Regions from separate parts of the Homo sapiens genome. Here all the other regions are linked to region 1. A link is a loop called in an ENCODE intact Hi-C map of the cell type or tissue named here. Cell type or tissue: endothelial cell of umbilical vein. All regions are shown on one strand.

Region 1 (4,000 bases):
GAAGCCTCAGGTCATCATCAACAGCAAATATGTCAGGGACGCCTCTGGGAGGTCACTGGGAGTCGGGCATGTAATCCATTTGGGGAGAGCAGGAAAAAAGACAAGTCACCAATGACTGAAGGTTCTCCAGGGCTTGAAGTCAGGATTTCCACATCTCACAGATCAGCAGGGGGCTCTAAAGGCTGCTCCTCCCACCCTGGTCTGGAGAGAGGGCCCAGCCCCTCCTGGGGGCACCTGAGAGGGTTCTGTCCAGACGATCCCAGTGACAGTTGCTGTGGAATTTCCATGCTGGGCACACTTGAGGCCCAAAGCTCCGATTCCCAAGAGGCGCCACAGCAACCATGCCAGGAAACTGGGCCAGGCTGAGGGTGGCAGGAGAGGGAGACAGGAGGAGGCAGGAAGGGGGCAGGGCCTGTCAGATGGATCCCTGACAACCATCCGTCTCAAGTCCGAGGTAACCTTATATCTTTGCCTCAGCAGATAGGATGACTTTGTATGTAGGGCCTTCAGAGCCCAAGACAGGGCACCTATGGTGAGCATTCAGGAGGCCTCAGCCTGCCCCTGAAACCCCCTCGTTCTCACTCTGGATCCCCGGAATAAAGGACAATTTCGGCCAGGCGCTGTGGCTTACGCCTGTAATCCCAGCACTTTGGGAGGCCGAGGCGGGCGGATCATGAGGTCAGGAAATCGAGACCATCCTGGCTAACACGGTGAAACCCCATCTCTACTACAAATACAAAAAAATTAGCTGGGCTTGATGGCGGGAGCCTGTAGTCCCAGCTACTCGGGAGGCTGAGGCAGGAGAATGACGTGAACCCGGGAGGCGGAGCTTGCAGCGAGCTGAGATCACGCCACTGCACTCCAGCCTGGGCAACAGAGCGAGACTCCATCTCAAAAAAAAAAAAAAAAAAAAGGAGGAAATTTCAAGTTCCCACGGATGGGAAAGCCTTCATATCCACACAGATGCTCTTGGCCCAAATTAGCTTTGGAGGGGCAGGGCCCAGATGAGGAGGCTGGTCAGTGAGGGAGCCCAGGATGCACAACCCATGGACAACTGCAAAACTGTGAGGGGGGGAGCTCCCCAGCTGGGGAGCAGGGAGGGGGCACAGGGAGATGCTGCCCCGCCCTCAGGTGGGCTCCCTGGGGCAGAGCCTGGTGAACCTCTTCCAGAGACGCTTCTGCCTCCTGGCTGACAGACCCAGTGACCTGGAAACCCAAGACCTTACCCTGGCAGTGGCAGGGGTCTGCCAGCCTCTGGGGGCTCTTGGGAGTCTGGACCAACTTCCACCTTCCCAAGGGAAATGCAAGAATCTCCAGGCCTTGATCAACCTTCAGGTTTAGATTCTTCCTTCAACACCACTGCCCTGAGTGTGTGTGTGTGTGTGTGTGTGTGTGTGAGAGAGAGAGAGAGAGTGCACGTATGCATGGATGTATGTGTGTGTGTCCGTTTGTTCAGGCTGCTGTAAGAAAACACCAAGGACCGGGTGGCCTAAAGACAACATAAATTTATTTCTCACAGTTCTGGATGCCGCAGTCTAAGATCAAGGTGCTGGCAGATTCCATGTCTGGTGAGGACCCACGGTTCATAGACAGTGCCTTCTCACTGTGTCCTCACATGATGGAAAGGTCTGGTGAGGACCCATGTTCATAGACAGCGCCTTCTCACTGTGTCCTCACATGATGGAAAGGTGAGGGATCTCTCTGGGGTTTTTTTCTTAAGGGCACGCATCCTATTCAGGAAGGTTCCTCCCTCACGATCTCAACACCTCCCAAACACCCCGCCTCCTAACACCATCACCTTGGGGGCTAGGATCTCAACTTATGAATTTGTGGGGAAATCAAACGTTCCCCGAAACATTTGTGTGTGTAAGAGAGTATGCATGGATGTATGTGTGTGTGACTGTGCATGCATGCATGTATATATGTGTATGTGTGTGCATGCATGCATGGATATATGTGTAAGAAAGTGTGCATGCATGCATGGATGTATGTGTGTGCGTGTACGTGTGTATGTGAAGATACCTCCTGAGCCTTCGGTTTGACACACCCCATGTGGTCTGTGCAGGAAGCAGGGAGGCGCAGATTTGTCCCAATCTGCTCCTCTGGGGGTGGGCCCAAATGAGCCACCTTGGGACCCCAGATGGCTGGTGTAGACCTACCACCCGATGCCGTTGGCTCCTTTCCTATCCCCTGGGTCTCCCCCTCCCTTCGTGGTGTCTGATCCCACGATTGTGCTGAAATCGCTCCTCCTCGGCTCTCTGCTGCCCTCATGTGGCTGTCTCAAGAAGGGCTGGGGCTACCAGGGGGCGCCCAGGATCAACACAGGAGCCCCTTCAGACCGGCAACCGCGTCCACAGCCCGGAACCCTCAGCATCCCAGAAGCCGCCCCAACGCCCTCACCAAAGGCTCAGCACCAATTCTGCAATCTGGAAGCTGAGCAAATCTCTCCGCCCCCCAGCACTCAGCATGAGTTACATCCTCGGGAGGGGGAGGCCTGGCGGCAGCTGCTCCCCGCCCCTCTCCCGCTGCTCCCGCCTCCCTTCCCTCCTTTCCCCGCTCCCCACCCGTCCTTGCCAGCAGGCAGGAAGGAAGCTGCTCATAGTGCAAGGGTGGGGTACTTCCAGCTCACACTGAACAGCCCCGGGCTGGGCTATAAAGAGTCAGGGACTTCCGCTCAGTCACCCCTGCCCTCACCACCCAGGCCCCCATGCACACACCCCAGGCCCAAGGCCTTCCCTTCCCAGCACAGCCCTCCAAGGTCAAGGCGTCCCCCGCCCAGCCCTGCAGAGCACTCTGGTCTGAGAGGGAAGGCAGGGGCAAGATTTGCCGCCTCTTTGGCATTATGGAGGGGGCAGGGGGCACAGGGCACAGCCCTCCCCAGGGAGGGATCCCTACTCACCCACAGAAGGCTGTCACCTTACCCCTGGGGTCTGGGCCAGCCCTCCCCGAGGCGGAAACACAGCCACTGTCAGGGACAAGGGGGCTCAGTTCCCAACCAGATCATCTCCAAAGCCCATTCAGCTTCAGATCTCATGATTGAAGATGGAAATTCTTTCAGCCGAACACCAAATCTCCAACCTTGAAAACTGTTTTTTCGGAAAGTCCTCTTTAAAACATGGTTACCAATATGAGCAGTCAGCCACTAAGATGCATGGGCATCATTCTTGGCAGGGCTGCAGGCATAGAGCAGGCCAGCACCAGGCAGAGCCCTGGGGACGGCAGGCCTCCTCCGACAGGCGGGGGAATCAACTGTTCTCATCAGAGCACCCTGATGGAAGGCAGGACACTCCGGACAACACTGGCCACGGCCCAAGAAAGGGGAAGCAGGGAATCCCCTGTCCAGAGAGCATTCATCTCTGACTTTTTCTGTCTGTTTAACTTTTTTTTTTCCTCCTTTTCTTAAGACCCTGCCATGGCATCCTCTGCCCCAATTCAAACCCAATCCAGGCCTACTCTGACCCTCAGCTTTCAGCGCTGACTGTACTGAACTGGACCCCATCCTCCCTGTGACCCTCAGCCTTCAGTGCTGGCTGTACTGAACTGTAACCCATCCTCCCTGTGGCCACAGAGTGCTCCTTCTTGCACTCCTCCCCTTCACCTAGACTGACTTCTTTCTGCCCACACAGACCCATCTAGCCTCAGCCAATTCCCTTCTCAGTGGACCCTCTCCATTGCCTCCAGAGCACAGCTTCCAGTCCCCAGGCGGCTGCACACATTTGCAACAAAACAAGCCAATGTATGAAGCAATCCCACTCAGTGCAGGAGCTCAACCCAGCAGAGGATCCCCACAGAGAGGAACTGACCTGTGTCTTCCAGAGCACACAGGTTCAGAGCACACAGGTTCATTTAAGTGAGAACCCACACTTACAGAGCAAGCTGCCCAAAAACCACGACCAGGAGGGCCCAGAGAAAGAGCTGTCCCCGGGGCCTTGGGGACAGGGTGACAGCCACCCAGAGATCATGGAGAAGGGGACGTAAGGAAGACCTCACAGAGGAGTCA
Region 2 (4,000 bases), 130 kb after region 1:
CTAGTCCCACGGAAATACAAACTCACCACCAGGGCCTCTCCAGGCCTGGGAGATCCAGCCCAGGACTTGGGAATTTCCAGCGCTCTTTTCTGCAGGGAGCACCTAGGATGGAGAGGCCCTGCCTTCCTTAGGCATTCCCACTCAGCCCCTCAGGAATGTGCCACTTGTATCTCCCACTTGGCTCTGACCAGGTCCATGGAATTCTAAAGCTGAAAGGGACGCTGGGAGTTGGGCTGGACTGGGGGTGGAGGAAAGTGGGCAGTATTGTCTTTTTAAAGGAAATGCAAGCCCCTGGTCCCTTGCCACTACTTAAACTGGTTTCTCCTGATCCGTGGCTGGTATTGAGGCAGCCAGTGGTTTCTGACTTTATGGATGACCGGAAACTGGCTGGGCTTCAGAGCCTGGGAGAGGACTGATGTTTACAATGCAGTGTCAATCACAGCCGGGGAGCTCTTGCCTCCAATTCTGGGTGAGCTCTGGGTTTACTGGGTGTCCAGGCAGCCCACAGTCATGAATTGGAAGGGCCTCGGAGCTTGGAGGAGTGTTTTCATTTACAGAACGTCAGGCTGGAGCCAGTACCGCAGGCTACCACTTGATCTCAGCCCATCATCCCGACAGGAGGTGAGACCCAGTGAGCAGCAGGGGCCTGGAGAGGTCCGGGCCTCAGAAGTGAGTCACTCACCCAGAACTGCAGCGGAGGTTATCTTTGACTTCTCTGCTGCCCTTAGGCAGGACGCTTAACTCAGTCCAGACAGATGAGTATCTTCTGGATTTTATAATCTCCAAAGAAGACAGCCTCAGTCATCAACAGAAACCGACTGTAGCAGCCAGCAACTCTCGACCTCAGAATGTCAGAGCCGAAACTAAGACAGGACCACCTCGTTGAAGCTCGCGTGCTGCAGACGAGGACACGCGCGCAGACCCGGCATGGCTGCCTCTGACGTCTCACTCAGGCTTGTCATACTTCTGGGCCTCATGTTCTTGGCTCTTCTGGCTCTTCCTTTGAAGAATGAGAAATGGCCCGCTTTTCTCCAAAATGGGGCCCAGTGTGTGGTGGACTGAGGACTGTTATTTAGTTGGCCTGCTCGTAATGACAGCTCCTCACCTACCTGCCGGATCCTAGGAGGCGCCCTGGGCTGGAATTTCCTGTTTTCGAGGGCTCCCAGGGGCTGCCCCAGCAGGCCGGCTCCCCCGCGCCGCGCCGCCGTTCCCGGGCGTTCCAGGCCAGACTTGCCGCCTCTCTCTCCGGGCTGGGCTGACTCCCGGCCTCTCCAGGTCTGGGCTTGCCGGCCGCGAGGTGGAGGAGTTGAGGGACTCGGTCGGCCCACACCAGGTGCCCAGAGGCCGGAGGTCCGTGCGCCCCGGCCGCGGCCCCGGCCCGGGCCCAGCCCCGTGCCCCTCGCCATGGGCCTGGCCCGCGCCCGCCGGCCCTGAGCATGGAGCGGGGCTGGCCGCAGGGGGACAGCTGTCCCGGGGAGCGGCCCGCCGCTTGCCGCCGCGCCCACAGCGTCTGCGACTCGCTGGACCTGCACGGCGCCTCGGCCGGCCGCGCTGCCGCCGCCCTGCAGGCCGCCCTCTGCGCCGCCAGTGAGCAGCCGGCGCGGCCGCGGAGCGTGTGCTCGGGCGGCCCGGAGCCGCCGCCCACCGGCGCCCGCGGCCTTTTGCTCGGCCTCCTGCGCCCGCGCCTCGGCCGCCGGGGCCTGGCGCCCTCGGGACCGCCCGTCTCGCCTGCGCCCAGCCCCGCGTCCAGCCCCGCGCCGACCCGGCGCAGCCGCACCCGCGGGGAGCCGACTCCGCGGCCCCGGCCGGCCAGCATGACTTTCCTGGAGGTGAACCGCCTGGAGCTGGCGGCCGCCGAGGCGCCGGGCGCGGGTCTGGGGCGCGCGGGCAGCGCGGGCTTCCTGCGCGGCGCGGCGTTGTGGAGCAGCCAGCGCTGGCCAGTGCTGCGCGGCGGGCGCGGGCCGGAGGGGCCCCGGCGCGGCCTGGCGGCGCTCAGGAAGAGCTTCAGCTTCCGCCTGCGCCGCGGCCAGGAGGTGCGGCGCTCCGAGTCAGGGCTGCTGGCCCGGCCGCCGCGCGCGCGCACCCGTAGCGACGGCGACGCCGGCTCCCTAGGCGCCTTCCCCAGCCGCCGCGACCTGCTGGGCTCCGACGCCCCGCGCGCAGCGCCGGAGCCCGGCCGCCCCCGCACCGCCGCCGGCCTCTGGAGGCTGCTCACGAGCCGCTTCCGCCGGAGGGAGCCCGCGCCCGCCGCGCCGCTGTGGGGCCGTCGGGCGGCTGCGGCCCCGGAGCTCCTGCGCGCGCCCAGCGGTAAGGGGGCGGGCCTGGGGGGCGTCTGGCAGAAAACAGCTCGCGGGAGAAAAGCCGGACGCGCCCAGGGCAGGCGAGCTGCCGCGCGCGTCCGGGGCTGGCGGGGTCTGGGGTCTGGACCGAGTGTCGTCCGCGCCTGGCGTCTGGGGTCTTCGGCAGTGGCCGAGGAGGACAGGCCGGAGGGGGAGCTCTCGGGTGCGGCCCAGGAAAGGAAGAGGAGACTCACCAGAGTCAGAGGGCTCTGGGCTAGGCCAGACACCTTTCCTAGTTCCCTGTCGGGGCAGCGCGCTCGCCTCCGGTTGCCCCTGTGCATGAGGTTAGGGACTGCTGTGGACCTGGTCGTCATAACTGCTCTTTGACACAAACTTGGGACAGTGCCTCTGGGAGCCAGGGAGGGAAGCAGTGCTGCCCAGCTAGAGAGGGGTTCCCAGAGCTAGCCCGAGCACCCATGTGGAACCTGGAGGTGACGGAGATGGGGGCCTGGCTGTCGGAGGGCTCTGGGTAAAGGGACTTGCCAGTCAGGTTCTGAGGACAGACTGAAGGGAAGGGAGCCCAGGAGGCGGCCTCCCTGCTAAGGAGGAGCTTAGAGAGGAGGCGGGTGGGGTAGATGGCTCCCTATCCACCTGCCCCTGGCAGAACAGGGCCAGGCCAGGCCAGGCTCCTCCCTCTTCACCCGGCTCAGGAATGTGGTGGGTGGCCCCACCCTGCCAGGGTGCGCTGTTCTTACTTGCAGGAGTCTGCCCCCCAACCAGGTGCCCAGCCCTTGGGTCTGTTCTGAGACCTGCTGGAGTGGCCTCTAACCTGGGCCTGGTATTTGGGCCACAGGGGCACTAGGCCAGGTGTGGCTTGGTGGGGGGACAATAAACCTGCTGGAGCAGGAAGAGGAGGAAGGACACAGGGCCGAAACCAGGGGGACTGAGCCCACAGCCCTCAGAGTCCTGTTCTGAAGACCATCCTTACTCTGCTTCACTCAAGAAGAACCTTCCCACTGCCTCCTGGGGAACTAGGGGTGAGGGTTGGGGGTCCCGTGGAGGAAGCTGCTGTCCTCTGGCCTGGGCTTGGGGAGGGCATCATAGGTGACACAGGCAGCAGTGGTTGGGACAGGTGTGTGTGCCACCCTGGCCCTGACGGGGCGGCTCTGTCTTCCGCAGACTCGTTTGTGAACAGCCAGGAGTGGACGCTGAGCCGCTCCGTACCGGAGCTTAAAGTGGTGAGTGTGGCCCATGGGCAGCACCGGCGGCCTGGAGCTGGGGGGGCGAGGCTGGGTGCCGCGGGCCTGGGCCTTGCTTCTCCGGCTTCTGTCCCCTTCTCTGCTCAGCTTGGCCCTCTCTGCCCTCTCTCCTCCCCTTCAGCCCTGGCCTTTCTCCCTCCTGCTGCTTCTTTGCTTTTCCTGCTGGGTCTTCTCCCTCGTGCCCTCTGCCCTCTGACCCACTCACCCCTTCCTCTCCCGCAGGGCATAGTGGGGAACCTGTCTAGCGGGAAGTCAGCCCTGGTGCACCGCTATCTGACGGGGACCTATGTCCAGGAGGAGTCCCCTGAAGGTGAGCGTCACAGGCCCAGCCTGGGCCCTGAGGCCGGCCACTCCTCCAGCTCCTGCCCACAGGGTCTGGGTGGGGGGTCTCCAGCCCCCTTCCAGTCCTCTTCCCTCCCGCATGGGAAGCTGTAGATTTCTTCTTGGCCCCTGGATTCTTTC
Region 3 (4,000 bases), 210 kb before region 1:
CTGGAACTTCATATATATGAGTCTAAGTGAGTATTTTTTTCCTACTTATTGTGCTTCCATTAGGCAATCCTTTTCGCTCTGCAAACCAAAGTCTTCCTTAACTCTGTGCAGCTCCCTTCCCATGCCTTCATATTTCCTCTTTCTTCTGTTCTCACTCAGAGATGCCTGCCAGTGGATGTCCAATCTCAGATGGCCCTCTTGAATTGTTAACTTTTCACTAATATTTTATGCCACTTTCTCTTTTTCATCATTTTCTAAGTAAAGGGTTTTTGGGGGGAGTTTAGTTTAGGTGGTTTTTGTTGTTTGTTTTGTTTTTTTGTTTGTTTGTTTTTTTGTTTTTTGAGACAGAATCTCACTCTGTTGCCCAGACTGGAGTACAGTGGTGCAATCACAGCTCACTGCAGCCTCACACTTCCCGGGCCCAGGTGATCCTCCCATCTATGCCTCCCACGTAGCTAGGATGTAGTCCCAAGCTACAAGTGCATGCCACCATGCTCGGCTAATCTTTGCAATTTTTTTGTAGAGACAGGGTCTCCCTGTGTTGTCCAGGCTGGTCTTGAACTCCTGGGCTCAAGTGACCTGCCTGCCTCAGCCTCCCAAAGTGCTAGGATTACAGGTGTGAGCCACTGCGCCCGGCCAATAAAGGGTTTTTTAACTTCAGCAATTATATTTTCAATCTCTAGGTAACTCTTGTCTTCTAATTGTCTCTCTATATAGCATGTTCTTATTGTTGATAGATGCACGAGACTGCCATAAACTATAGTCTTAATCTCACTGAAGATGTTATTTGGACTTTCTCCTCTTCTGCTGCTCTTAGGGTCTGTTTTTCCATCGGCTCATGCAGTCTTCTACTGTTCACCTGTGTGGTGAGCCCTGGCTTTCCATTCGTCCTTGCAAATGGAGTAGGTAGTCAGACACCTGCTGCCTCTGCCCTCGTGGAAACCCTCCTGGTACCCTTCTCCCCGCTGGGGCAGTCTGGTTAAGGACTCTGAGTCTGTCAGGCAGGGTTTTCAACCCCCATAAAGTCCAAAAAATGGGACTTTGTTGTGCAGTGTCACTGCCCTATTTAAACTTACCTCTCACCAGATAGATTGCCCAATTCTTCCAGTAAAGGGCTGTTTGCCTTGTCCTGACTGCACTCTGGCTTCTCTTGTGAACCAGGTCATTCGATGGATCCTAGGATGTCACATGGTTGTCTCGTTTTAAAGAAGTAAATGACCAAAGCAGATAGGTTTAGTCATAAAGCCAGAATGGTTCTAGTTAAAGATGATGGAAAGGATCCAGGGGAAGTCTTCAGTTTTAAAAAATTTTAATGATTCTATTTAAATTTTTTTTTTGATTAGAGAATATTCAAAACATACAGGTGGGCAACACCTCAAAAGTACACCCACACACACCTCACCTTCTAGATGCTCGGTTTCCCCCCCTAGAGGCAGTCAGTGTTGCTACTTTGGGTGTTTCCATCTGAAACTATCCTACGCGTATACAAACAAATAAACATATATTTACATATTTGTGTGTATTTGCATACATTGCAAAGAATATATACAATGTTATGTTACACAAGTTTTTGTAACCCGAATTTACTCATAAGGGGGTGATAAATTAGGGGAATGACGGCGGTATAACGTAGAGGCACATTAGTGCGTATATGATTTTCTTCCCAGTACTGTGTATTATACAATGTTTTATCCCAAGAAACACGAAGTTCACTATTCAGCTCTTACCGGCAGGTGGCGCCCTCTGGCTGTACGTGATGCCCACTCCCATCTCCTTTCTCTTGGATCAGTTCTCCTCTGTCTTGGAGGTACTTTTCCATGCTTCTGGCTCATCTTTGCACATTTTCCGCTTGTGTCCTTGACTCAGCTGACTTCACTCTTCCTTACAGCTCTTTCCTCAAGCTAACTTCACCTTATTTCTAAAAGTAAAGAGGTTTCTTTTTTCTTTTTTATTACAGTGTTTCTACATTTATAAGAAATTTAACTTGTCTTCTCATTGTACTAATATCTGTATTAAGACTGGTTTTTTGCTTTTGTTAGCGCTCTTCACAAAGCACTAATTTTCAACAACGTGATCCAACCATAACTCTCTCATAAGTCTGTTGTTTTTAACATGAAATATTTAAGGAATGCAAGATTTTTCAGCAATATATAAATGTTACAGCAGAAATGTCCATACTGTTCCCCACCACCACTACCCGCACTTTTAAAATAAATCATAGCACACTCTACACACTGAGTTCACTGAGTTGTGTTTGCTTTTTTTTTTTTTTTTAGATGGAGTCTTGCCCTGTCACCCAGGCTAGAGTGCAGTGGCACAATCTCAGCTCACTGCAACCTCCACCTCCCAGGTTCAAGCGATTCTCCTGCCTCAGCCTCCTGGGTAGCTGGGATTACAGGTGTGCGCCACCACGCCCAGCTAATTTTTGTATTCTTAGTAGAGACAGGTTTCACCATGTTGGTCAGGCTGGTCTCAAACTCCTGACCTCATGATCCACCCGTCTCAGCCTCCCAAAGTGCTGGGATTACAGGTGTGAGCCACCGCGCCCAGCCTTGCTTTTATTTTTTAATGAGATGAGTACATAAATAGCCTCTTCATGCTTTTTTCAGCTGCAGAGTGCAGGTATTAAGACGTAAATGGGATCTAGAATTCTGATTTGATTCTGTTTCTCTAGCACCGACATTAAGATAGACTCTTGGGGATCCAGTGTTCACAGGCACTGTTACTCCACCTGGATTTTGTCTACAGAGTGAATTATCTAAGACAAATAAACTATACATTTTATGTATATGTATATATAAATGTACATATACATTTTATGTATATGTATATATAAATGTACATATACATTTTATGTATATGTATATATAAATGTACATATACATTTTATGTATATGTATATATAAATGTACATATACATTTTATGTATATGTATATATAAATGTACATATACATTTTATGTATATGTATATATAAATGTACATATACATTTTATGTATATGTATATATAAATGTACATATACATTTTATGTATATGTATATATAAATGTACATATACATTTTATGTATATGTATATATAAATGTACATATACATTTGCAAAACTTGAGTTTATATGCAGCTTTTTAAGGAACAGAACACTTGCTTGAAGTGAGTTTCCCCAAAGTATCTGAATGCCTGCCACACTCTCCTCTCCCCCATTACATGGTATTTCCTCACAGTTCAGATTGGCAAGTGCACTTGGGGTCACCCCAGACACATACCTTGCTCAGGAGCCTCTGAGTGCAGCTCCTAAATATCTGGGGCCTACAGCCTAGACAACCCACTTAAGTGCTAGTTACTATACCTAGTCTCTCAGCCTATTATAATTGGGACTCTTTCAACCGCACATGTCGTAAGCAAAAGATTGCTTAATGATCGTATACTAAAATGGTCAGGACTCAATCTGGCTTCAAGCACTGCTGAATTCAGAATTCAAGCAATACAATCAGGTGTGAGTTGTTTGTTGTTTCTCACCTGTCAGCTCTGACTTCCAGGTTGTCTTCATTCTGAAGCTCCTGGGGTGGTCTTTGGCAGCTCCAAGTGGACTTTTCACAGGGCAATGATGGCTGCCACAGCTCCAGCTTACATCCGTCTAGGTTCAAGTTCAGTGAGGAAAGCAAGAGCCTGTGATGGTGGCATAACCCAGAAGCCCTAAGATTTACTCTGATATGACCCATTCAGGCCATGTGCCCACATTTGAAACAATCTCCATGGCCTGGGGAAAATGATCTGCGGTTTAAGTTTGGGTCACAGGCTTTATCCCTGGAACTAAGGACAGAGCCCCACCATGAACACTTAGCCTGATAAAAAGGAAAAGGTAGGTCCAAAAATGGAAATCTGGGGCTGTTATTAGAAGAAAAGAGAATGGATGCAGGGCCATTTCTTGTTAGATTCTATGCTAGCACTAACTCGATGGTTCTCAAAAAAAATTTCCCCACCACAACAATTTCAACCAAGAA
Region 4 (4,000 bases), 110 kb before region 1:
GATGGGGATGGATTGGGGTGGTGGCATGGATGTTAATAAAAAGAGGTAGCAAGAGGGAGTTCTTTTGTGGTGTTGGAGCAGTTCTGCATCTTGACTGAGGCGCTGCTTACACAAATCCACACCTGACAAAAACACCTGACATAAACTTGCATAGAACTGTATGCACACACAAAACCACACACACAGAGAGAGACAGAGAGAGAGACAGAGAGAGAGAGAGATGAATGCAGGTTTAAAAGCAGTGAACACCGAATAACTTCTGTAGCCTAGTTAATAGTAGTGTGTACCTATGTGGATTTTCTGGTTTTGACATTGTACTCCAGTTATCTGTGTCTTAGTCCATTGAGGGTGTTATAACCAAACACGTAGCTAGGTGGCCTATAAACAACATAAGTTAATTTCTCACAGTTCTGGAGGCTGGAAGTCCAAGATCAAGGCCCTGGCAGCTTCAGTGTCTGGGGAGGGCCTGCTTCCTGGTGCATGGACTGGCCATCTTCCCACTGCGTCCTCACATGGTGGAAGGGACAAGAGAGTTTTCTGCGGTCTTTTTTTTTTTTTATAAGGGCATTAATCTCATTTGTGAGGGCACTGCCCTTGTGACCTAATCACCTTCCAAAGGCCCCATCTCCTAATGCTACCACTATGGAGATTAAGATTTCAACACATGAATTTGAGGGAGACATACTCAGTCCATTGCAAGATGTCACCATTAGAGAAATCCAGTTGAAGGTTCACAGAACTCCGTACTCTTTTTGCTACCTCTTGTGAGTTTATAATTACGCCAAAACTAAAAAGCTTTCTTAAAAATATATATACAAATTCTCAAGTAAAATATAGTAAACTTGTTACTTTTTCAGGTATTTGATGCCTTTATCTGTAAATTCTTTCAAAGGAAATATGGCATGAACAAATATTGAGACAGGGATGTTTCACCAACTCTCAACTCCCCTTATTCAAGGGTTGGATCATAATAACTACATCTAAGTAATCCAGAAATTATCATTTTACTGAAAACCACGAAGACTATGTAGATGGAGAGAGATGAAAGAAGTACTATTTTTAAATCTGCAGCTTTATATCAATATACATAAATACATACCAGATAACCATATTTTATAAGAATACATATATATTCAAGGGTATATGTCAAATTTTAAAAAGAAAGGGGATTTGGCGTGGTCCTATCATTATGAAAGGGGATTCGGCGTGTTCCTGTCCTTATTTTACTCATCATGTCATCCCCTATCGTCTACCAGGCGTCCAGGCGCTGAGGACCAACCTTCTCTTCCTCCTCTGGCTAAGAAAACAATCAGCTTTCCCAGAGCCACCGCTGTCTGGACGCTAGATGGCGCCGCTGAGCTCCCCCCACCCCCCGCCTTTCCCCCACCCCCCCGCCTCCTCCCCACCACCCCGCCCACACCTGCGGTTCCTGCAGAGGGGTTGCTCAGGTGACCGGGCCGTTTGGACCACTTGGTTCAAATTCAGGATCCAGGTAGATGCAGCTGGGGAAAGCAGGGAGGAATGGGAGGCTACAGACAGAATGACCACATGCGTGCCTTCCTGCAGGGCTTGTCTTCTCCAAAGCCCCTGGTCAGTCACATGTTTTACTTGGCTCCCTTCCTTCTTCCTCGCCTTCTCCAGACCCTCTAAGCATGTGCCTTTGTCTCTTCCCAAACCTCCTGAGTCGCCTGAGGCCCTCTGGTGGTTCAATTCTTTATTGGAAGAACAAGCAACATGTTTACCCCAAGGGTTTCCACGGAGAAATACAAACACGTCTATTATTGGCAAGAAAAGCAGCACTGATTTGTTGAAGAACTAGGGAATTGTTCTAATTCTGCAGATTAGTCTCTTCTTGTCTTTGGTTGAAGTAACACAACCATCTCCATAGAGGTTCCTAAGCATAGAGGAAGATTGTATTGTAACAATACAAGGCTGCCGTAACTATGTAATTGGCCATAATTGAAGACAAGAATGGTGGGAAGTATGGGTTTGCAATTACCTAATATTCCTGTCCTAACCCATTTCAGGAGATCTTGCTGCGAGGTGCATGTTACCCATATAACAGACCCTGGGAGTATACCCAGGAGCAGTGGTGCGGATCACAGAAGGGGCTTTAAGACGCCCCTGGTGTTCTATGGCCATTAGCTACCAGTAGGAGCAGCTGCACCCCTGGCTGACCACAGATGTGGCTGTCAAACACAGTGAGTTAACAAAGGACAGTGAAACAGGGGGACGTGCAAGTCAGAGGAGATGCCTGCTTCCTCCTAGATCCCCACCATTTTCCTGGCTTTCTACTCTATTCCCAAAAAGAAGACACACTGGGGTAGAGGGCTGAGGGGAATAATTCAGTCCACAGATGCAGTTTTCTCTCTTTTTGCTACCATGGTTCTGAATGAAGAGCTAATATTATACTATTCCCACCTGTGATGAGCCCCAGTCCTTTTGATTCTTTTTCTTCTTCATCATCCATCCAAACGTCCCCAAGTGGTAAACAGGCCAGCAAACCTGTTATCCTCTCTTCTGTCCCTTCCACACATGTTTTAGCTTTAGTGGAAGCTCACAGAATAACCCTCAATTATCTGTTGTGGTCTGTGGCATTACCTTCTTAAAGGAAAGCTGATGGGTTCTTTCAACAGGTTTGGGGTCCACTCCCAGCTAACAATTAGTGTGACCTTAGCCGAGCACAGTGTCTCACGCCTGTTATCCCAGCACTTTGGGAGGCCGAGGCGGGTGGATCACGAGGTCGGAGATCAAGACCATCCTGGCTAACATGGTGAAACCCCATCTCCACGAAAAATAGAAAAGAAAATTAGCTGGGCGTGGTGGCGGGCGCCTGTAGTCCCAGCAACTCATGAGGCTGAGGCAGGAGAATGGTGTGAATCAGGGAGGCTGAGCTTGCAGTGAGCCGACATCGCGCCACTGCAGTCCAGCCTGGGTGACAGAGCAAGACTCCATCTCAAAAAAAATTGTGTGACCTTGTTTTCCTTTACCATTGTTTCTAGTTGCCCAGGAATCTAGTGGGAAGATGTGGCTATGGTCTGGGGCAGGATATTTTGGGAAGCCTGGTGTCCAGGGATATTAGGCAAACAAACTTTTGCATTGCACTTAATATTTCAGAAACCCAGCTGAATAGCTCTTATTTTTATGGCACTAAGAAAGTAAATCTTAAATCTTTGCTCTTAACACCATTAAGACAAAATTATTATGAAAATTGGACAAAGTGCCTTATAGCAGCTGATATATTTAAAACATCAATGATTGTACCCTTAGCATTGTTTTATTTTTATTTTTTAAAATTATCTAAACATTGTTTCAAAGCTTGTGAAACTACTAAAAGACAAAGGATTGTAAATGTCAATGAAAGGAAAAGTAAAACAGCAAGTATTTTAGCATACGGGGGCAATCAAGTCATAAAGAAAAAGGGTTAGTAGCTCACTAGACAATAAATTATTATAAAGAAGAGCCAAGAAAAGTATTGCTTTGAAACTTTTTACTTTTAACCTTCAGCCTTACTGAAGAATTTGTTCACTATACTTTAAAAATTTATTATTCTGATCATATTTTCCTTGATTTAAGAGTAGTGTCTTCAACATTAGCTGATATACCTACTAATAGCATCCCACGTCCTACCATCATTTCTTACATCTGACATCTTCTGCTGTTGATCCATAGGTTAACAAAACAAAACAGAAACTACACACAGAAAGAAAAAGAAAGGGAAGAAAGAAAAAAGAAGGAAGAGAAAAAAGCAGAGACCACTTCCAGAATGATTGTATGAGGAGCTCTGCAGACCTGCTCCCCAGCAAAACACTTATATCTAGTTAAATGATTTTTAAGCATTTAAAGTCTCTGGAAATTGTTCCCAATAAGAACAATGAGAATCTATGACACTTGAGCCATGACTCACTTCCTCTCTCCTCCATCCCCCCAACTCACTTAACAGAAGCTCCACTCTTCATGGACTTAGCCAGGAAAACACAGCTCCCTCTCCATCCAGCTC
Region 5 (4,000 bases), 700 kb before region 1:
TGTAGTCCCAGCTACTCAGGAGGCTGAGGCAGGAGAATTGCTTGAACCCAGGAGGCGGAGGTTATAGTGAGCTGAGATCGCACCACTGCACTCCAGCCCGGGTGACAGAGCAAGACTCCGTCTCCAAAATAAAATAAAATAAAATAAAAATTCTAGTTAACTGAGTCATATTTCCATTTTCTCTTACAATTATATTGTCTTTAACAAATCCTATGAAACAGAAGGTGAAACAGGGATATTTACTAGTAATAGACAGTAATACCGTCTTCTAAGAATTATGGGCCTTTAATTGTGGAATGAAATCAAAGTACCTTACCCATGCAGCTCATACCTTATACAGCGGACGCCGCACATCGATGGGGCAGTTCTGTATTACTTCATCAACAACATCTGAGATGGACTCCATAGAGTCTGGGTTGGCAAACTGAATTGTATATCAATATAAAAGAAACATTACACATTTCTCTCAAATAGAACAACATGAACACTCCTTTAAAGTAACTTTAACAAATATACAATTTATTATAACTTAAAAGAATTCACATTGGAATGAAGGATATGTCAAATGAATCCCATGTGACTACGTGTGCGTGGGGTGGTGATGACACATTTCTCCTCATGAGGTAAAATGTATGGATTTAGTGAAGAAAAAATACCAACAACATCACAGACAGACCACCCCCACCCCATGAATACACAGTGATTCAGTCTACTAAGAGCAGTGGAGAGTATGTGCACGATCTACGTGACACGCAGTGAGAAACATGACTTTGACATATCATTTGACAATATTCGTATTATGAGAAAATTAGGATATAAGGAAAAAGAAACAGGTTCAATGAAAGATTAATTAAACCTGGTCTAGAAGATGCAGGGAAGTGTTTTGTTTAATGAGAAGGGTTTGTTTAACATGAAACAATCCACATGATAATCATGTTATTGAATAAACAGCCATAGATTCAATTCCATAAGTTAAATAAGCTAAAGTATAACGAATTCAACTCAATTACATTTCATTTGAAATATTTTAAAAATCAAAGTAAGCTTGAATGTGCACTCTCAGAGGAAGGAGGAGGATATTCAGTTGCTCACCAGCTGTTCACTGGACATTTGACTGTTCTATGTCCATTTCAAATCAATACTATTAAAAGTGAGCATTCACTAGATTATCATTGTTATTATTTTATTCTTCAGATTACTAGCGAGGAACACATTCTATGCTATTTCTCTGTACAAAATAGTCATATACACATCTAAAAACAAACAGCAGTTTGTAACCCACCTACTGAATATAAACTGAATTAGCCAGGAATATATACCAAAATATAAATAAAATGCATTATATGTAAATCTTAAAATGTGCCTCCTAATTACTGCTTTCTGCAAAAGTACTAATAATTCCTTATGACTACTAGTTAAAATGATGACATTTCTAATTCTTAAGATTATCTAAATAATAGAAATGCTGGCCTTAGACAGAAGCTTTACCTAACTTGCAGCAGGGAACAGAGCAGGACCAACTGTCCAGGGTTAAAATTAGAAGTTAGGAAGGGCAATCACCAAAGATAGAAAGGTTACATATTATCCCACTCTTATGCACAGGCAACCTCCATACAGGCCTTGAGAGTAGCTACTTGTAATGCTAGCATGTGACCACCCACAACCCTTGGAGATTACTTTTAATTCTATTATCATCTATCGCTCCTAAAAGTCTTCCTAACTATTTGTGGTATAACCCATCCTTAACTATTAAAACAGATAACCAGCTCTACGGAGAGGCAAACTGAACAATCTGTCAAGCAGACAAACTGCATGGGGGATGCAGAGAGACCGAATGACGGCCACCCTGCTCACAGGCCCTTCGCTGGGAACTGCTCTTTCTACACTCTGGGTGGCAGTATCGCTCCATCCCACACTTGAGCACACAAAAAAAGAAACACCTTACCTCCGGGTGAAAGAATATTTCAGGTCCCAGGAATCTTTCGTAACCAACGTCTATAACAAACTTCTTCTGGTTGATCGCATTGATACCCGTGTACTGTTTGATCCACTTCTGGGGATCCACATCATACTTGGCAAATTCCTTGACTATATCGGGGCAAATGTAACAGTATTTCTCCTGCATACACACACAAAGATGTTGCCAGGCATTAACAACTGCCCAGTGTCTCTGCCCTCAGACAAATAACCAGGAAGCCCATGCAGTAAACACACCCTGGGATCAGAACCGCCCCCACCGTTACTCTAGTGTGGATATGCATCAAGCCTCACATTCCATCGTCTTTCATGTTAGACATGGTTACACTTGGACTTCGGACAGGTAAGTCTGCTTTCTCTGCAACTCAGCTATTAATCTCAGCCTTGGTCTATCCAATTCTATCGCTATCATATCTGAAATGATGTCTACAGGTGTCTAGAAAGCACCTCGTCTTGCCTTGTTCCTCTCAGATGCCTCCTATGGCCTGCTCTGGCACCTCACTGTGGTCCACACTGGACCAGTGGACCCGTGCTGCGAGCTCAACTACCGAGTGCGGCACTGTCTACACCCTAAACCTGACTGTAGAGGCTTCTTTGGGTCCCATTTGGGTCCCAGCATGCCACAAGCCGGGTGGCCACTGTCAACCTGCTGGTTGTTAATCTGGTGTGGAGCTGGCCACAGCACTGTCATCAGCTCCACTGACACCATCTCTTTGCCTAGAGACAGTGTACCTTGTTGACTGGGTATTCTAAGTCCCTCAATCAACATAGATTTATTGTCTAGGCACTTGGGATACACAAGGTAGCGAAACACACAGATCCCTGCCAAGATTACACTCTAGCTGGGAGTCAGAAAACAATAAGCAACCATAATAAGTAAATGACATGGTAGGTTATAAAGTGATAGGTCCCGGGGAAGAAAGGAAAAGCAGAGTCAGGTGGGAGGACTGAAGCCGCCAGGATGCTGCTGCTGCTGCTGCTGCGAGAGAAGTCGCTAACGATTCCCACCCTGCACCGACAGGCAGCCTGAGGGATGCGAAGTGTTTCATGGGTATCTGGTAAGATGAATGTTCTTGGACACCTTTGTGTTGATATGTGTCCTTAGAGCTGGCCTCAGCATAGCAGCAGGTGACCCCCAGATACTTGCTGCCTACAGGAAGCACGAGGTGGGCCGCCCAGCTGGCGCTGAGCACACTGTGGAAGGAATGGCTCTCTCAAGGACCTCCAAAGACGCTCTCGTGGTATTAAGTTTAAAGTTTCTTAGCATCCCTGAAACATATTCTAATGCCATCTTCTGGGTATCTTGGATATACTCTAGCGGAATTTTAAGAAGACTGACAGGCAAGAAGTGCTACACAACCCTGTGTTCTTTGATGACACAGAGCAACAGGGTCAGCTGATTACAACCTCAAATCTACCAAGACTGGAGACAAAGGCATTCAGTTCTCCTCACAGGCCTGGTCAACATCCTACAGCATCTCAGCTTACTTAACTCAAATGCTTCCTAGGAAATGTTTCCATTGAGTTGGGTGCAGAGTAACAGGCTTAACCTTAAGGTTCAGGATTCATGCTGCAAGGTTGGTGTGCTCACGTTACACACTCCCTCAGGCCTGTTCGCGACCACAGAAGGCCATGGCAGTAAGGGGAAGCGGGGGGAGCTCTAAACCACGCCTTTCAGGATCTGTTCCTTCAAAGAGAGAAGTCAGGTGAGAACTAACAGGGCTACCCCACAGAGCAGGGCCAGGGCAGCTGATTCGGAGGCTACGAACAGTCTCTTTTACTCCCAGCCTTCACTGGGGGGAGACACATAGTCACATCGAGCACATCAGCCCAGATTTCAGGGTCCAAATTGGAACCCCAACAGCCCGTGAGGAGAGTTGAAGGCCCAGCATGAGGGTCAGGAAAGCCCCTCCTTGGCAGTGTTGCTCAGCAATCCTGGCGGAAATAGGGAGGACTCAGACTCACTGGAGTGGACCCTGGGCGTCAATAACAAAAGGCTCAATTCTTTTTTTTTTTTTTCTTC
Region 6 (4,000 bases), 72 kb after region 1:
CCAAGCCACCTAGTGACCCCAGAATTGACTGGGGAATGCCTGTGAGCGATGATGACCTCACAGGGAACAGCTGACCGCAGGGCTGGGAGAACAGCTGTGCCCCTTCGAGGCTGGATTTTAGTGGAGGGACACACGCCAAAGACCCCCTCTCTGCTGAGCCCCGTTTGTTGTCTCGGAGCCCACCCGACTCTAGCCGCTGAACTCTGACATGCTGAGGAAAACTGGGTGGAGCCCTGGGGGTCCCCCTCAGACCCCAGTCTCCGGAACAGGGCCCACTGGAGTCAGCCAGGGTGTGGCAGGCAGGTTGGTTAACCCCCTCCACAGACAAGACCACAGACCGATGCTCAACTTGCAGCAGCCTCTGCCTCACCCCTTAAAGGAGCTGATTATAGATTCCCTTACGCTGCCTCTCTAATTGTCTCATGATTGCATTCTTGAGGGCTATGGACCGAGGGAAAAGGATCCCAAACAGCACTCCTCAGCACCGGAACCAGAGTTGCTGCTAAACACGTGTTAATTAACTCGTTTCTATCTGAATGCTTTTGCATACACAAGGGAAAAGAAGCAAAAAGTGTATTCCTTATCTGGAAGACTTTGTGATTTCGTTGGGCAAAAAAGAACTACACACAAAGGTCTTGAATGATAAGTGATGGCTCTGCCTAGGGTTCGGTTCAGTGTGGAGGTTCCATTCAAGAGGAAGGAGGCCAGCACAGCGAATCTCTGTCCCTCTCTGGAAGTGGAGAGCCTCTAACAAGTTACCCTCTCCCAGATCAGCTCAGGGTACCGGGCGGCCAGCCTCCAGCCCCTGTCACCCTTCTCACCCACTCGCCACCCGTCCCTCAGGGGCTTTCTTGGAGGCACGGGGGTTATTGAGGGGGGCAAGAGAATCTCAACCCCGATACGTTTATGTTTCGACTTCCCCGAATTTCCTTGTGCCTGCGTTTTGCTGCCTGGGATCCCTAGCGTGAGAAGGGCTCCTTTACACTCAGAGGTGCCGTAATGGAGCCAAGGGACGGCATCCTCGGGGCTCCCGAGCCCCGAGTGGAGAAGCTTGGGGCAGAGGGACGGCGGGGGCGGCCCCTGGTGCCGGGCTGTGCCTGGAAGCGCGCCCCCGCCCCGGCCCCCGCTCCCGCCTCCCCACCCGCGAAGGCGGGACCGCGCACGGTGCGCCGGGGGGCGCGCACGCAGGGGGCTGGCCTGCCCGCGGCGCGGGGGAAAGTTGAGTTGGGAGAAGTTGGGAGCGGCGGGGGCGCGCCCCGGGGTGGGCACGGGGCAGTCGTCGGGAGCGCGCGAGTGCGCCGGAGGACGGGGAGAGACCCCGAGACCCCCGGGGCACGAAGTCCAGAGCGAGCGGGTAGGCGGAGAGGTGGTGGCGGGGGACGGCCAGGGCCGCAGAGGGAGGAAGGGAGGGGGAAGGAGAGGGGGGAACTCGGGACTCGAGCGGGGAGGGAGTGGAAGTGGAGGAAAGGGCGGAGACTGGGGCGCGGGGAACCGCGGTCTTGGGGAGAAGGATGGGGAGGCGGATGGAGTGCTGGTCGGAAGCGGGCATTCCGGGGTCCCCTTCTCAGAGTTCCCTAAAGCCAGGGTGCCGCGCCCCCTGCCACCAGGAGGGGGTAGTCTCCCCGAGGCGCCGCCGGCCCTCCCACTCCCCGGCTGGCTCCAGACCACCCCTCCCCTCCGGCCCCCCCGCATAGTCCTTCAGTCCCGTCCGGGGCGCCCAGACTGGGGGTTGCCCGGGGCCCCCATCCCCAATCTCCGGGTTGAGAGGCGAAGCCAGGAAAGGCGGGTGGCGGGTAAGGTCGGACAAGGGGTCAGACAGAAGAGGGAGCAGCTGGGTGGGAATGGGAAAGATGAGCCCGGAGAGTTGGACCTGACTCCCGGGGTCGGTTTGTCCAGGCGGGAAGTTCTGTGCTGGGTGTGAGAGGCGGCACTGCCTGAAACCCAGGGTCTACTTTATCCCCCTTCGTTTCCCCCGCCAGCCCCACATGGAAGAGCTGCGGAATTTACGAGTTCACTTGGGGGGTGGTTAATGCCCAAGTGGGGGTCCGAGGTGCTAATCCCTTGGTCAAGGGGAGAGATACTAATCCTCTGGGCCGGTCGGGGCTGGTCCCGGGAATGTGCCCCTACCCGGATTATCGGCACCGATGCTCTGGACAGAAGCTGCTTTGTGTTCTGGGACAGCAGGGGAGGGGGTGCAGAGGAGTGTGGAGGAGCGCGACGAGGGCACAGCCTGAGGTGGGAGTGGGCGCCTGCAGGTGCTCTGGGCGGACTCTCCCCACACCCTTCCCAGACTGGGTGCACTCACGCTCACCCACACCACCCGCCCTGGCTGAAGGCCTGCTGAGGGGGAGGGGAAGAGCGTGGTTAGCCAAGTTGGAGTGCTTGCCAAGAATGTGTTGCCAGGCTCCCCATCCTGGGTGACCCCCCCAGACCTATATTGTTTGACGCTACACTGACTTGTCTTACTCCTAAGTCAGGCACCCCCAGTCCCCAGCAACACACTGGGAGCATGGGTTGTTGGGTACCGTCACTTTTTGCCAGTCTTGGGTGCCCCCTGTGCTGACCCGCTAGGAATGCGCCCCCTATTTGCAGGGATTGGGCTCCCTCCTGCAGCTCCTTCTCTGCCCCCACCACACAGTGTCCTCCCCAGACTCCCTACAGTCACAGTCAGGAGGGTGGCAGCACTGCCACTCAGATTTTCCTGGCTCCAGGCTCTAGAGGGGCGGGATCCAGACTGCCCCTCAGAGGCAGAACCTCAAGGTTGCGGTGCCCACCCCCTCCCAGCCCATCACATGCCCCTCCCCCATTATAAAGCTCTGCCCAGCCCATGCCCACCTTCTGTGCCTTCCTCTCTCTCAGTGAGTGAGTGGAGTTGAGCTCCTGCCCTCCACCCAGCCAGCCTGCTTCCCTCCTGCCGGTCCCCAAGGACCTGGGGGAGGGAAGCCTCCTGCCGGCCTGTACTGGGGAGGGGGCACCCCCTCCCTGCAGGGGCATCTTGGGCTCTCTCCAGAGTTCTTCCATTCGTCTGCTTCCTGTCTCGGCAGCCCGGCCCCGGCTCCACGGGGTGTCTCACCCTCCCCACCACACCCTCTCTGGTCTCAGGCCCACCTCTGGTGGGTGCCCTGACCCTGCGAGGCTCCGTTGTCTGCCTGGGCCTTCACTCCCCTCTTTCCCCAGCTCATTATCACTCCCTCCCTCATCTTTGTTGCTTTCTCTCCGGGCCTGGGCCTTGACTCCTTTCTCCCTCATTTTTCTTGCGGCCTTTCCCACCTCCTCTCTCCTCCTCCCTCTACTCAGCCTCTCGGCCCTTTTCGGCCCCCCTCGCCTCAGTCCTCTCCTGTCTCCTTGTTCTTCTCTTTTCTTCCTATAAATAACTCTCCTCTGTGCTGTGGCTGCCGCTAAGGGCCACTCTGAGGCCCTTCATACTCCAGGAGGATCCCCAGCAGCGCAGCCTGCGCGTGGTGGCTCCTGCCCTCCCAGGGCTCTCGATGGTGATCAGGCCTCTCCCCCATCCAGGTTATGCCTCCGCCTCGTTGCCCTGAAAGCCGCAGCGACAGCGAAAAGGGCTAAGATTCGGCCATGAGCAGCGCCCCTCGGCGCCCCGCCAAGGGCGCAGATTCTTTCTGTACGGTGAGTGTGGCCCCCAGGTCGCCAGCCCAACCTTCCCTCCCTGGGCAGCCTTGGGTGCTCCGGCCAAGGGTCCTCGCCAACCAGGGGTGTGAGCGTGTGTGAGTGTGGAGACTGGGAGGATGCTGCCATCCCTACCCTGACTTTGCATGATGGTCGTAGGGGGGGATGGGTAGTGGGGGTATCAGACGTCTTCCAGTCCTGGGGAGGGAGTTGAGGCTGTTACCTGAAGACCTAGGTAGCTTAGCCTCAGCGGTTGAGGAACTTTGAGAACCCTGGGTCTCTCACCCAGCAACCCGTCTCAGACCCGGCTGGCCTTAGAGGCGCAGGTCAAGTCTGCACGCGGGCCAGGGTTCTGGGCGGAGCTCGCCTG
Region 7 (4,000 bases), 90 kb before region 1:
TTCAGGGAACTGGAAGCTGGGAGGATGGGTGAACTAAGAGATAAACAGGGTGGGTACTCCAGAGACAGCAATGCCCAGAGAGGCAGGGGCAGAGGGAGGGCGTGGAGTTCCCAGACCCTGCAGCCGGGTCACCAGTGGAAGCTGGGAGCCCTGGGGGCCTGTCTGTCGCAGCTGGAGAGAAAGGGAGAGAAGGTCCAGCCCCCTCTGTCTCATGCTCAGGCCTCCCATGGGTGGAACCTGGAAGTGTGGGAGATACCACTTGCAGGGGTCTGTCCCCACAAGACATGGCAGAGGAGGGAGAGGACAAGTGTAGAGTCTCAGGACAACAGATCCAGGACCAGCACCGCATGTAGAAAGGCAGTGAAAGGAAAGGGGGAGACCTCCACTTCGGCCCTGCCCCCTCCCTATCTAGCTCCGACTGGTCGGCAAACTGGTTCCCAGCCATGCAGCCCCAGGAAATGGCATTGATGGTGCTTGGACCCAAAGTCATGTCTGTGGGGTTCATCTCCTGGAGGAGGATCCCTGGCCACACCCCTTGGGGTGGACAGATCCCTCTCCCTGGAAATTCCCCTTTGGGGTAGGCAGATCCCTCCATCTAGCAATTTGCAGTTCACAGACCCCAGAATGCAGGGCCAGAGACAGGGACACTCCCAGAGTTACCCGGGACATCCCTGTATGTGTTTGGTTGTGGATCAGAGGAGGGAGAGGCTTGTTCAACACACAGCCACCTGCCCCTCACCAGAGACAGAGACCCTGGGGCTGGGGAGGAATCCAGTCCATTCGCTCCAGACACCCACCCCAGGCTCAGGAACAGTGCAGAAGAGAGACAGGGGCTGGCTCCGAGTGAGAGAGACACCCGCCATTCCCAAACCCTCTTTGCGGAGGACCACGAAGAACCCACCAAGCAGTGTAAGGAAAGAAGAAAACAAACAAGGACTTATGACCCGGGCCCACCTCTCACTCCAGCCCCAAGTCACTTCCCCTTCATGTAAAGCAGGTGTTATTTTGTTTGCGGCTCTTCAGCTGCCAGGTGGGGATGCAAATGAGAAAAGCTGAGACTCAGTTGTTTCACAGAAAGAAGAGGAAACCAGAAGATGTCGGGACACCAGAGCCTGTTGCTTTTCGAGGCCTTTTAGGATAGGGTAGCAATTGAAGGTGGCCTCAGAAAAGGATGATTGGGAAAGGGGGAGGTAACTGAGGTCCCCTCACCTAGCCTGGGGGCCCCTTCTCTTCACCAACACCTACAAACCCTTGGCCTCAAAACCCAGGCAGTGTTCCGGCCACCTCATGTAGCAAGGGGAGCCTGGAGACAGAGGACGGGCCCCGGGTCACACACAGAGTGGCCAGATTGGGTGGAGACCTGCGTGTCCTGGCACCAGGAGTCTCTCCACGAGCCTCTGCAATTTCTCAAACTTCAGTGAGATGAAGACTCATTTTTGCAACTTGGTCTCTATTTGCTGCACTGTTGGCCATTTCAAGCTTGTACCCGCAGTCAGCAAAAGGAAGTGTTAATAAGCTCGCCCACATAAACCCACTTTGCCCACTGCTCAAACCACCGCAAACCAATTTTTCCAGGCTGCTGCCAGGTTAGGCTCCCTTGGTGTTAATTTCCTGCTCAGTAAAGCAGTGAGTCATCTCCCTCCCTTCTCTCCAGCTCTCACTATTGCTCTGAGACCAGAGTCTGCAGCAGAGGGGTCACATGGAATCCTTTAGTACAGAAGTTCACGACCTGGACGAGGAGACGCAGGGACCGCCAACTGGCTCCTTGGAAACTGCCCGCAGTTGATTCCGAAAACACACCTGAGCCGAGAAGCTCCATGCAATCTGGAATTCCTGGAGTTCTTGTCAGCGTCCACTGCCATGCAGGACTCTGGGGCACTTGGCTTGTCATTGGCTAAAAGATGGGCTGGGTTCGAGGTGCAGATAGCTGCATTTTAGCCGCTGGTGCTGTCTCGCTTGGAGGAATGCTGTCTGCCACGCGACCACCAGGTGGCGCACAACACCTCGCGGCGACTGGACCGGGCACGGCTGCCTCTTATTAATCCCGCGGAGAAAACAGAGGCTGGAAATGCCCCCGGGGTGAGGCTTGACCAAGAACGGCAGACTCAAAATGGCTCCCTGTGGACCAAGTTCAGCTGAATGGAACAGAAAAATGTGTTCACAGCGGCTTCAACAAGAGACAGTCGTGTTTCTCTGTAAACACAGTCCTGAGTGGCTTAGGGGCCCCATGAAGGCCTAGGGCACGCAGCCTCCTTCCTCCTCACGGCCTCCACCTGGGATGTAGCCCCCAGCCTCCTAGTCCACGGTGACTGCCAGAGCTCCAGCCATCTCATACAAGTCAGGCAGTAGGATGGAGGAGGGGACAGAGAAGGGTATGGCTACCTTCACTGTGCTTTGCCGGAATTCACAGACATCACTTGTCTTACAACTCATTGGCCAAGCCTTAGCCATGGAGGCTGGGGGTGGGCTCTTTTGCTGGGCTTTGCCACCCCCAAGTAATTTCAGGCTTTAGTTTAGAAGAAGAATATGAGGATGGCTATCTCACGGCGACGTCAGCCACATGTGAATATGCGCCACTGGAGTTCCCCTGCGCCAACCCAGCATATTTCCCATTCCCTGGAAACCTCAATAACTGGGGCTCACTTCCTGCCTGCCCCTTAACCGATTTGACTCCCAAATATATGTCCCATGTCCATATTCTTCTCTTACACGCCAAGACCTGTACCTCTACCTAAACGTCCTGTGAGAACCTCACACTCCACATGTCTAAGCCGGTTTATCACCTCCTCTATCCCCTGCACAGGCCAGCCCTTCCTCCTGTGCTCCCCAGCCCAGGGTCTATCATCATGTCCCTTGACCCAAGCCAAGAACCGAGAGCCTAGGCACCTGCTTCCCTCCACACAGCCCCTCTGCCATCTACCCGTGAGTCCCACCTTCCCAGCATTTCCTGAATTCGTTCCATCTTTCCTTTCCCCATGATGACTTACTGCTCATCACCCTGAGACCCCAGTCTCGCCTCCATCAGACCAACCTCAACGCGGCTTCCAGAGGGGTTGCTCTGAAATCCAGATCAAACCCTGTCACCCTTCTGATTGAAGCCTCCATGGCTCCCAAAATTTTCAACGTGATTTATCAAGACCTTGAGAATCTGACCCATCCCTACATCCTCCACGTATCAGTTAGCATGGGGTAAGCATTTAACATGTGCACAAACCAGGCAGTGACTCCCTCCGTCCTCACAGCTCCTCTCTGAGGTGGCGGGTGACAGTCTGGGTTATTATTATTCAGCAAATACTCACACTCCTCCCGTATAGACTCCCCTGCTCATTGATGTTGGACTTGACCACCTGACGTGTTTTGGCCCTGGGGCTGTTGGAGGATGGAACTAGCAGAAGCACTCCATGCGCCCACATGGCCTGGCTCCTTCTTTCCACTCCAGAAGTCCAGGGTAAGAAGAGCTTCCTCCAGAGAGCCTCTGCTGTGCCCCAGGACAAACTTGGTGCAACCACCTGAACTTGCGTCAAACCCAGGCTACCTACAGCCTAAGGCAGGGCCGTCCAGCCACACCTATCCTGGATCAGCCAAATTATAGCCATCTGAGACCTGTGAGTATGAGAGTAATTAACACTGGTTGTCATAATGCACTGAGTTTGAGAGCTGTTTGTTATTATGATTATTATTTTAGAGACAGAGTCTCTCTCTGTCTTCCAGGATGGAGTGCAGTGGTGCAATCACAGGTCACTCCTGCAGCCTTGAACTCCTGGGCTCAAGCAGTTCTCCCACCTCAGCCTCCTAAATATCTGGGACTACAGGTGTGCACCATGCCTGGCTAATTTTTTTTTTAGAGTAGGGGTCTCACTATGTTGCCCAGGCTGGTCTCAAACTCCTGGGCTCAGTGATCCTCCTGCCTCGGCCTCCCAAGGCGTTGGGGTGACAGGTGTGAACCACGGCACCTGGCCTGGGCAGCATTACTTTGACAAAATTATGACATCCTCATTTC

Evidence for each region. Hi-C counts contacts between places; a loop is a spot of excess contacts. Peaks named below come from ENCODE experiments on the same cell type or tissue, not always from the same donor. Only the 100,000 strongest peaks of a DNase experiment are listed, where the experiment ranks them.
Region 2: it touches region 1 in a loop (4-fold over the local background); 6 of 110 quality-filtered maps call a loop at or near these places.
Region 3: a loop joins it to region 1, with 21 times the contacts of the local background. A loop is called at or near these places in 69 of 110 quality-filtered maps.
Region 4: it touches region 1 in a loop (3.0-fold over the local background); 4 of 110 quality-filtered maps call a loop at or near these places.
Region 5: it touches region 1 in a loop (14-fold over the local background); 4 of 110 quality-filtered maps call a loop at or near these places.
Region 6: a loop joins it to region 1, with 4 times the contacts of the local background. A loop is called at or near these places in 5 of 110 quality-filtered maps.
Region 7: a loop joins it to region 1, with 9 times the contacts of the local background. A loop is called at or near these places in 100 of 110 quality-filtered maps.

Annotation. Positions count from the first base shown.
Region 1 is chr7:150,986,410-150,990,409 of GRCh38, forward strand. No RefSeq gene overlaps it. Among named protein-coding and RNA genes, the nearest start is that of NOS3, 2.6 kb to the right of the region's middle. RefSeq lists enhancers at 1,983-2,023, 2,530-2,689 and a promoter at 3,960-4,000. In endothelial cell of umbilical vein, a CTCF peak has its summit at 2,267 (motif pointing left); a DNase peak (open chromatin) is centred at 2,462; H3K27ac peaks cover 674 bases.
Region 2 is chr7:151,113,335-151,117,334 of GRCh38, forward strand. AGAP3 (ArfGAP with GTPase domain, ankyrin repeat and PH domain 3) reads left to right here. Exons shown (of 18, transcript NM_031946.7): 2 at 3,459-3,517; 3 at 3,761-3,848. Among named protein-coding and RNA genes, the nearest start is that of AGAP3, 29 kb to the left of the region's middle. RefSeq lists silencers at 1,939-1,988, 2,189-2,248. In endothelial cell of umbilical vein, no CTCF peak of the experiment used is centred here; no DNase peak of the experiment used is centred here; H3K27ac peaks cover 1,075 bases.
Region 3 is chr7:150,777,168-150,781,167 of GRCh38, forward strand. LOC105375566 (a long non-coding RNA gene) reads right to left here and starts at 3,962. Exons shown (of 4, transcript XR_928163.2): 1 at 3,516-3,962; 2 at 1,728-1,918. In endothelial cell of umbilical vein, a CTCF peak has its summit at 1,722 (motif pointing right); a DNase peak (open chromatin) is centred at 1,754; H3K27me3 peaks cover 1,010 bases.
Region 4 is chr7:150,875,589-150,879,588 of GRCh38, forward strand. LOC105375567 (a long non-coding RNA gene) reads right to left here and starts at 1,542. Exons shown (of 5, transcript XR_928171.3): 1 at 1,421-1,542. In endothelial cell of umbilical vein, a CTCF peak has its summit at 1,699 (motif pointing left); DNase peaks (open chromatin) are centred at 1,683 and 3,923; H3K27me3 peaks cover 810 bases.
Region 5 is chr7:150,284,422-150,288,421 of GRCh38, forward strand. It overlaps ACTR3C (actin related protein 3C), which reads right to left. Exons shown (of 8, transcript NM_001164458.2): 5 at 1,946-2,119; 6 at 332-424. Among named protein-coding and RNA genes, the nearest start is that of LRRC61, 37 kb to the right of the region's middle. RefSeq lists enhancers at 2,079-2,580, 2,581-3,080. In endothelial cell of umbilical vein, a CTCF peak has its summit at 1,859; no DNase peak of the experiment used is centred here.
Region 6 is chr7:151,058,409-151,062,408 of GRCh38, forward strand. SLC4A2 (solute carrier family 4 member 2) reads left to right here and starts at 1,181. Exons shown (of 23, transcript NM_003040.4): 1 at 1,181-1,354; 2 at 3,517-3,630. The coding sequence starts at 3,580. LOC128092247 reads left to right here and starts at 3,520. Exons shown (of 1, transcript NM_001414898.1): 1 at 3,520-3,570. The coding sequence starts at 3,520. The coding sequence ends at 3,570. RefSeq lists enhancers at 1-191, 272-321, 362-451, 1,975-2,882 and silencers at 1,055-1,244, 1,285-1,874. In endothelial cell of umbilical vein, a CTCF peak has its summit at 1,601 (motif pointing right); DNase peaks (open chromatin) are centred at 1,163 and 1,403; H3K4me3 peaks cover 2,624 bases; H3K27ac peaks cover 2,184 bases.
Region 7 is chr7:150,896,670-150,900,669 of GRCh38, forward strand. No RefSeq gene overlaps it. Among named protein-coding and RNA genes, the nearest start is that of AOC1, 46 kb to the left of the region's middle. RefSeq lists an enhancer at 1,852-2,146 and silencers at 1,852-2,012, 2,030-2,089. In endothelial cell of umbilical vein, a CTCF peak has its summit at 1,972 (motif pointing right); a DNase peak (open chromatin) is centred at 2,002; H3K27me3 peaks cover 370 bases.